Linked DNA regions of Homo sapiens: region 1 is linked to region 2. A link is a contact called in ENCODE POLR2A ChIA-PET data. All regions are on one chromosome and are shown on one strand. The core of a region is the stretch at or near the end of the contact, and the rest is flanking DNA. Distances in the headings are between cores, read along the strand shown. Region 1 overlaps IGF1R (insulin like growth factor 1 receptor). Region 2 has its middle 410 kb from the start of LINC00924.

Region 1 (4,158 bases), core at 606-3,105, 2.9 Mb after region 2:
ATCTCGTCAGACTTATTCACTATCATGAGAATAGCACGGGAAAGACCAGCCCTCATGATTCAATTACCTCACCTGGGTCCTTCCCATAACACATGAAAATTCTGGGAGACACAATTCAAGTTGAGATTTGGGCGGGGACACAGCCAAATCATATCACCCTCTTAGCAAGGACTGTGTTCGTGATCATGACTGGCATTCACTGAACAATGACTAGGTGCCAGGCACCTCGCCAGTATTCTTTAATCTTTGCACAGTCTGTAGGGTGGATATGGATATTACTGTTCCATTTTTTGTGGAAGAGGAAATGGAGGCAAGAGACCTGATTATAACTTGTGCAAGGTGCCATGCAGCTAAGCAGCCAGCCCAAATCCAGACCTGCTTTCCTATGATTTTCCTGCCCATTACTCTCCCATCGTAGCTCACCTAATACTTCCTAGTGGGCTGCTGCTGAACACACACCCAGGGATGACTTAGTGGCTTGTCTTGCTCTGAAGAAGGCTAGGCACCATGTTGGATGAGTTCTTGAAGATGTCTTGCTCTAGTCAAGAAACTTTTAAATCTTTGGAGTTTTTGTCCACATCTGCCTAGTTCTTAGTAAACATGATGTGGGTTCTATTAGCATGGCGCCCTCCCTCCCTTCCTACCACCTTTATATGAGCGGAGAACATCTATGACTCTTATGAGAAAGGAAAGATGAAAATCAGAGTGACATAGTATAGTTAAATTGCAGATGCTTAATTATAAAACAGCTTGTTTCTGAATTTTAATTCCTTGCTTTTCTCTGACTTTTTAAATTCCCCTCCTTAGGCAGAATTCATTTTTACATTGATGATTTTTTTTTTTTTTTTTTTTTTTTGAGATAGAGTCTTGCTCTTGTCACCCCGGCTGGAGTGCAATGGTGTGATCTTGGCTCACTGCAACTTCCGCCTCCCGGGTTCAGGCAATTCTCCTGCCTCAGCCTCCTGAGTAGCTGGGATTACAGGCATCTGTCACCATGCCCGGCTAATTTTTTGTATTTTTAGTAGAGATGGGGTTTCACCATGTTGGCCAGGCAGGTCTCGAACTCCTGACCTCAGGTGATCCACCCACCTTGGCCTCCCAAAGTGCTGGGATTCTAGGTGTGAGCCGCCACACCTGGCCTGATGAATTATTTTCATGTGTGGAACAAAACTTTGATGCTGATCAGTGATTAGGTACCTTTGTTTGGTTCATTTTTAACTAAGGAGATTTCTTTCTTTTTAAAACCATTCTTTAATCTTGTAAAAATATCATTTAATGGGTGGATGTTTTAGCTGTGATGAATGACAGGTTGTCGTAAAGGAAGAAAGGTATGTGGTTTCCAGTAAACTTTTAATTCTTTTGCAAAATAAAAATAACAGTCGTACAGAGAGTAAAATATATGAAGAGTCAGGAAGTGATTTATCAAAATCAGATCTTGGACTGCTGGTTTTACCATGAATTAGGCTCTTGGAAAGTGATTGGGCCAGTGTAGGTTTACATTTTTTTTTTCTTGTTTTATTTGTCAAAGCAAACTTGTGGTTGCCTGCCCGTAGTTTAATTCTGCCTCCTTTGGGCAAACAACCGACTTTTACTGGGAGTCTTTCTCAGGGAGATAAAGGTGCACCCTGAAACTCTGCTCTCTGATTCCTCAGCAAAGTCAGTCCTGAGTATGGGGCTTGGGTGTCTCTGCAAGGCCTTGCAAGTGAGATGGGCTGTCACCTGAGCTCAGGTGGGGCTGCTCCTGCCTTGGACAGCCTCCCCAGCTTCTCCTGCATTATACCCAGGGGCTGGAGGGCAGAGAGCAGGTCTTCTTCTGCTGGTCGGGGCAGTCACAGGCTTTCCTCTCGGCCTGCTTGTCCTCCGGGTGGGTCCAGCACCCGCTGGGATTCCTGTGGGCTTAGTCACTGTGTGGCGGCGGCAGAAGGACTGGGGAAACCGCCGGCCGGCCCTGGTGCGCTGTCACCCCGAAGGAATGCGGGCCAGGCCGGGGCTGCTGGGCCTGGAAAGTTCTCCAGTCCCTGTTGCAGATCTGGCCTGCCGACTCAAAGTAAATCTCTCTTCCCCTTTATTTCCCATCAAATAAAAAAGGAACACGAGGTAGCCACTGTACTCACTGAAGATGCATTGTTTTTTTTTTTTTTTTTTTTTTAAGCGAGCAGCAGCAAGATTTATTGTGAAGAGTGAAAGAACAAAGCTTCCACAGCATGGAAAGGGACCCAAGCGGGTTGCCCTGAAGATGCATTTTTTAACTTGCTTTTTAACTAAGTATTTTTGCTCTGAGCTTTCCTGGATCTGTAAACACACCCCCAGCTATTCAAGATGGGCTTCTTGGTGAAAAGTGATGTGTCCTAGGAGAAATCACGCCTGTTGTTGCCGCTGGCCATCACAGATCCCGGTGCCTGTCTGTGAAAGGCTGGCCGGGCTGGGTGGGGATGAGAATGGTCGGGTTGTCTAGACTCAGCCTGGACTGTCTTTGACTGGAGGGGCCTGAGCTCCTCCTCCACTGCTCAAGACCCCGGTTAAGGGGACAGCAGAGCAGGGATGAGAAGTGGCCCTCTTCACATCACCTCCCAGCAAGAGGGCCTGACTTAGTGCTCCCACCATTGCCAGCCCCAGTTTCAGGGTCCCACTCAGTTGTATTTGAATAGGTCTCATGACATGTGCTTTGCTTGAAGAGCGGCTATTAGCAGCAGACGTTCAAGAGGCTGAGCTCAAGCAGGTGAGCATGTTCTGAGCCATTGTGAACCCAGTGAGGTGCCTATGCTGATGCCCAGGGCCGCCTGGGCGGGGTCAGGCCCCCATCGCTTCTTCATCCTAGCTCTGGGAGTGCATTCTGCACTCTCCCGAGGCCAGCTGGTGGCCTTTGGTGATCACCCTCTCTGTAAGTTTTTAAGTGGCTTCCTTTCCTCTGGTGGAGAAGCCAGCACCTTTATCCTATGACAAGAAAGCTCTTTGTAGTAGGTGGTAGTAGAATCAGACAGATCTGGCTTAAAATCTTGGCTGTGCTACCTCTTGGCTCTGCACATTGGTGAAGAGAATTTACCTTCCTAAGGCCTCTCAGCTACACGACTGTGGACACTCAGCTTCCTTCTAAGGTCGTTGTGAGAGGTAAAGAAAAGGGGTTAGTCCAGGGCCAGACATGGCACAATGCCTCAATGAAATATTAGCTGATACTATCATAATTTTTAAATTCCCATAGGACTCACTGTTAAAGGATTACAAGGCTGACACAAAAAATACTGCATTTTGAATTTGTGTCTGATTTATACATTTCCAAAGAGTGGAATTCTCACTACAACAGCTGTTCTTTGAAAGGTTAGATCTTTGTTCTGAGATAAATTAAGTGGAAAAAGGTGTAGAGCATTATATGTACTCTGATTCTTCAGGGCTTAATTTAAAAAGAGCATGTTTGCTGGTGAATGCTGGTTCAATCATTAAGAAGTTTTTGAGAAGGAATCCCAGAAAGTAATAAGCACTTATTTTTCATGGAAAGGAACCGGAAGTGCTTGGTGACCTCCACAGGTAATCTTGTATTATTTTTGCACTGTTTGGAATTTTTTAACCATGTGCTTTTATTTCTTCTATTCTTTTCAAAGGTCAGTAGGTGTTATCTGGACAATAGGGTTCTGGTCTGTTTTCTGTTTTCTTCATTGTACTGTGCATTAAGAAAAACCCTAATGTGCTTTTTTTTTTTTTTAAGTGAACCTTTCCACATCTCATTGTCCTTCAGTGAGAGCAGGCTGTGTGTGTGGTCTTGGTGAACTGTCCCGTTCCCTGGAGACAGTATCTGGGGGCCTCCCTGCCCTTCCCAGTAAGAGCTGGGCCTTCACAGGAATAGAGGCCTAGGATTCGCCTTCATCCTCTTGAAGAGCCCTAACAGTAGGTCCTGGCTGGGGTCTGGCATAGAATGCCCTTGGCACGATGTGTGTGAGTGTGTCTTTCCTTAGTAAATGGCCTTGAAAATGCCATGTGCTTCTGGCAGGCCTGGATAAGGTTTGCCCTGCATAACCCTTGGAAAGCACAGTTCTCACTTGTAACACCCTGTCTGCAGGTCCATGATATTGTAATTAAAAAGTTATGGGATCACAAGGGCCTATTTAAAGGGCATCTGGTCTAAAGGCACAGTTAAAAGCAGAATTTGTGTCAGTGGCTCCCTTA
Region 2 (4,090 bases), core at 578-3,077:
CTGCACCCACTAACTCGTCATCTAGCATTAGGTATATCTCCCAGTGCTATCCCTCCCTCCTCCCCCTACCCCACCACAGTCCCCACAGTGTGATATTCCCCTTCCTGTGTCCATGTGATCTCATTGTTCAATTCCCACCTATGAGTGAGAATATGTGGTGTTTGGTTTTTTGTTTTTGCGATAGTTTACTGAGAATGATGATTTCCAATTTCATCCATGTCCCTACAAAGGACATGAACTCATCATTTTTTATGGCTGCATGGTATTCCATGGTGTATTTTTTTGAGACAGAGTCTCACTCTGTTGCCCAGGCTGGAGTGCAGTGGCACAATCTCAGCTCACTACAACTTGTGCCTCCAGGGTTCAAGCAGTTCTCCTGCCTCAGCCTCCTGAGAAGCTGGGATTACAGGCGCACGCCAACAAGCCCGGCTAATTTTTGTGTTTTTAGTAGAGACAGGGTTTCCCTATGTTGGCCAGGCTGGTCTTGAACTCCTGAACTCAGGTGATCCACCCACCTTGGCCTCCCAAAGTGCTAGGCTTACAGGCATGAGCCACCGTGCCCGACCAGGATCAGTAACTTCTAAAGGATATGCTCAAATGACACAATGAGGTGCCCATCAGTAGAAGGAAGCTCCAACCTTGTCAGCTTGACAGGGGAATGAAAAAGAAAATTCCGCCAGTTGTTAAACCCAGCTAACGTGTGATTGATCTGAGTTCGGCTGTTGGTGGTTAAATAGAACTCCCCTCTGGCGTTTATGTCTCAGTTCTGACTTTGCTTCAGCCTGACCATGAGGGGTCTATAAGTATTTGAGCCTCCACATTTCCCTTGTTCTGCACCTAAGATACTTTTAGATTGCTCTTTAGAGCCTGAATGCTCTAAGCTCTTGGCGTCCACTTTGACCATGAAGAGCTCCGACTGCAGACAGATGCTTATGACTGGGGATGGCTCACATGTTATCTTCCAGATAGTCTCTCTAGAGAGAGAAAAGGCAGAATCAGAGTGGCGTTCTGCAGTCAGAGTAGTTAAGGGAGTTAAGGTGGCGTTCAGGCAGGGTGAGCCTCTGTGCAGCCGATCTAACTTGGTCATAACCCATCAAGCCCCAATGGTGAGTTCTGTGTTCAGTATTTCAAATTTTTCCTTCCCTGACACTGGAGGAAATAATACAAAAACTTGTTACCTATGCTGATGCCCAGCCAAATAATGAATAATTATAACAACAATCTCATGCAGCGGACCACACACCTGATCAATTCCTCCCTTCAGCACAAAGGATTCTTGAATTCTGGCATCTACTCCAGTGCTTGTTTTAAAGTCATATTACCAAAAAGCTCTCAGGGAAGCATTTTACTTTCTGGCTTTGTGATAAACAGAAAGATACCACAGTGGTTTTTAAAACTCTTTTAAATCATACAATTCTTCATGTTTTCAGTCTTCCTTCCTGTGTGCATTTTCTCCCTCTGGGGCCATTTCCAAAGAACTCGAGAAAACGAAAGAAACCACTGTGACCAAGCTGGAATGCATGAAAACCAAACCATCTCCCCAGAGAGGATAAGGAGCAGATCCCATGACTCTGCACTTGTCCTTCATCTACCCTTTTCCCTCAAGCCACATGTCCACTCCACACCCTCATCAGGATCCCAGCCCAGTCCACCCTTACTCCCCAACTAAAGGGAAGATAGTTCTTTCTCCTGGGGCCGTGATGTGAGGCCTGGGAGGAAATGTTGTCTTTTGGGAAATAGCAAAATTGTGTGACTACATTAAAGTCAACACTATTTATCTTCACCTCTTGTCCTATGGGCTGACAAAGGGACACCACTGTTGGGCCCAACCCCCGTGCACAGCTGCAATAGAAAGAAGGCAGGGACTGGTACTTTCAAGTGTCAGACCTTTTGTGCTGACTAGTTTATGAGGCTGATGTCAAGCACTGCAGTCAATGAAGTCTTTGTCCTAGGTGTACAGGGCAGGACAGTGGAAAAACTGTCCTCTCTCATATCCCAGGCCCATCCATCTTCCCTTCACCCTGTTTCTCAACTTTCCTATCTCTTAAGCTGACGGAGAGAGGATCCCTCCTGGGTTAATGTACTGGAAAATTGCTCTGCATGTATATGAGGAGGTCCTTTCCAAATGAAAGAAAAAAAGAAAGAAAAAAAAACTGGGAAGAAGAGTCGTTTTTCCCACTGAACTCGTTGGCCTTATGCTTGTGGGTCTGACCCTGATTAAGAAAATCTCAATGTCCTGCTAGGAGGTTTATTGTGAAGTTTGGCAGAACGCACTTCCGATTGAATTTTTTTTTATTATTTGTAATCAGAAAGTGGTTTTGAACAGCTCCCATCACCCACCCCACCACCAACTACCCTGACCTCAAGTGTGCACGTGTGCACACACATGAACACACACACACACACATCCAAGACCTTGCCTTTGAAGAGACTCCATATGCTTACATCCAATTCACCTTGGAATAATCTATTCTCCTCCATGGGGCTGGTTTCCCCAAGGCAATTGCATATAAATAGCAAACAGATTGTTTTCATGCAGTTACATGGAAAGTTAGACTGCATGAACTTTGTTATGCATGGAACCCAGAAGAGCGGGTGTTACGTGATATCACTCGATTATTTTTACTTTTTTTCTAGCTAAAAATAATATCCTCTATTTTCTAAGCTTCTTCCCCCACTCACAGGTTTTATTCCTCTATGGGAGGCCTTAGGTTAAAACAAAAAGTCATGCTAGTGGTTAAGGCATCAAGTATGTATGCTTCTGAAATAAAAGCTGGCAGTGGCACCAAGGGATTTTATAAAACCCAGCTGAGTCCTTCCAGAAACTTCCATGCAAAATTTATGGGAAATGGAAACACATAACCTGAGTAATTGTAACCAATGCAAAATGTGTGTTTTAGATGCCAGTAGACACACAAATGTTCTTCTGGGAAATAAAAAAAAGTAGTGGGGGTTTGGGGATTTGGGGGCAAGTGAGGATTGTTAATGGGTAAGAAAACAATAGAAAAGATGAATAAAACCTAGTATTTGATAGCACAACAGGGTAACTACAGTCAATAATAATTGTATATGTTATAAGTTAAAGAGTATAATTGGATTGCTTGTAACACAAAGGGTAAGTGCTTGAGGGGATGATACCCCATTTTTCATGATGTGGTTATTATTTACTGCATTCCTACATTAAAATATCTCATGTACCCCATACATATACACACCAACTATGTACTCACAAAATAATTTTTAAAAAAATAAAAAGAATTTAGCAGCTTAGTGCATTTTTTGTTGTTTCACCCCCATTTTCCAGTAACTACTTTATGATTTCATTAATTATTAATTTGGCCAGAGACATTGGAAATAGGGCATTTTACACATTTAAAATGTACTTATCTTTATTTATAAATCTGTTTATTTTCTCCTGTCTTTGGTGACAGGAGAAAATAAAACCTAAGACTTTTAAAGGATCATAAAGAGCATAAAAGTGACTCAAACAAAAAAAGGTCAATAAAAGAGTGAAATCAATGTTCACCGCTCAACCTCCCGTGGATGGTGAGTTCTGTCCTCGTGTTGAGTTTAGGACATCAATGACTGAGGCAAAACACCACATCAAGTTATAATCTCCTGACGACTGAATGATCAAATTGTCTCTCTTGTTAGGAAGTTTGTTACACAGTTACAACTGACTTTTTATTCTGTTGGCGATGTGAAAAGTTGACAAGTTTTTGTGAAATGACTCCATTCTACCACACAAAGCAGTTCCTGGGTTTGTTCTTCCTCTCTTAATCTTTCTCATTCTATACTTCTCACTAAGATTTTTCCCCATAGAAATCTAATTTTCTTTTCTGCAGTTTCAGATGCTGCTCCACTGACAACCATGGGGCTCATTTAAATATTTAGCAAGATTATAAAATGAAATGGGGTGAAGCTGACAAATCACACCCAGGAGAGGGCGGGGAGAGTCGTTAAGTCAAACACAGACGTTAATAGGAACCCCTAATCTCTTAGCCTGTCCCCTTTTGTGGAAGGAGGTCAGAAGCACTTGGTCCCCAGGCCGGCTCCCTAAAGACTCTTAACAAGCAGATGTTACTGTAAC

The links. ChIA-PET counts read pairs that join two places held with the same protein, here RNA polymerase II (POLR2A).
Region 1: POLR2A ChIA-PET joins it to region 2 with 10 read pairs in BJ. The contact joins two enhancer-like sites. POLR2A ChIA-PET finds 5 or more read pairs at or near these places in 2 of 52 experiments (A673 and BJ).

Annotation. Positions count from the first base shown.
Region 1 is chr15:98,725,881-98,730,038 of GRCh38, forward strand. The region is part of intron 2 of IGF1R (insulin like growth factor 1 receptor); the gene reads left to right. Among named protein-coding and RNA genes, the nearest start is that of MIR4714, 56 kb to the right of the region's middle. Within about 2 kb of position 1,856, at least 30 of the 41 ENCODE cell types and tissues checked have a DNase peak (open chromatin) inside an H3K27ac peak, as active enhancers do.
Region 2 is chr15:95,841,830-95,845,919 of GRCh38, forward strand. No RefSeq gene overlaps it. Among named protein-coding and RNA genes, the nearest start is that of LINC00924, 410 kb to the left of the region's middle. Within about 2 kb of position 1,828, at least 5 of the 41 ENCODE cell types and tissues checked have a DNase peak (open chromatin) inside an H3K27ac peak, as active enhancers do.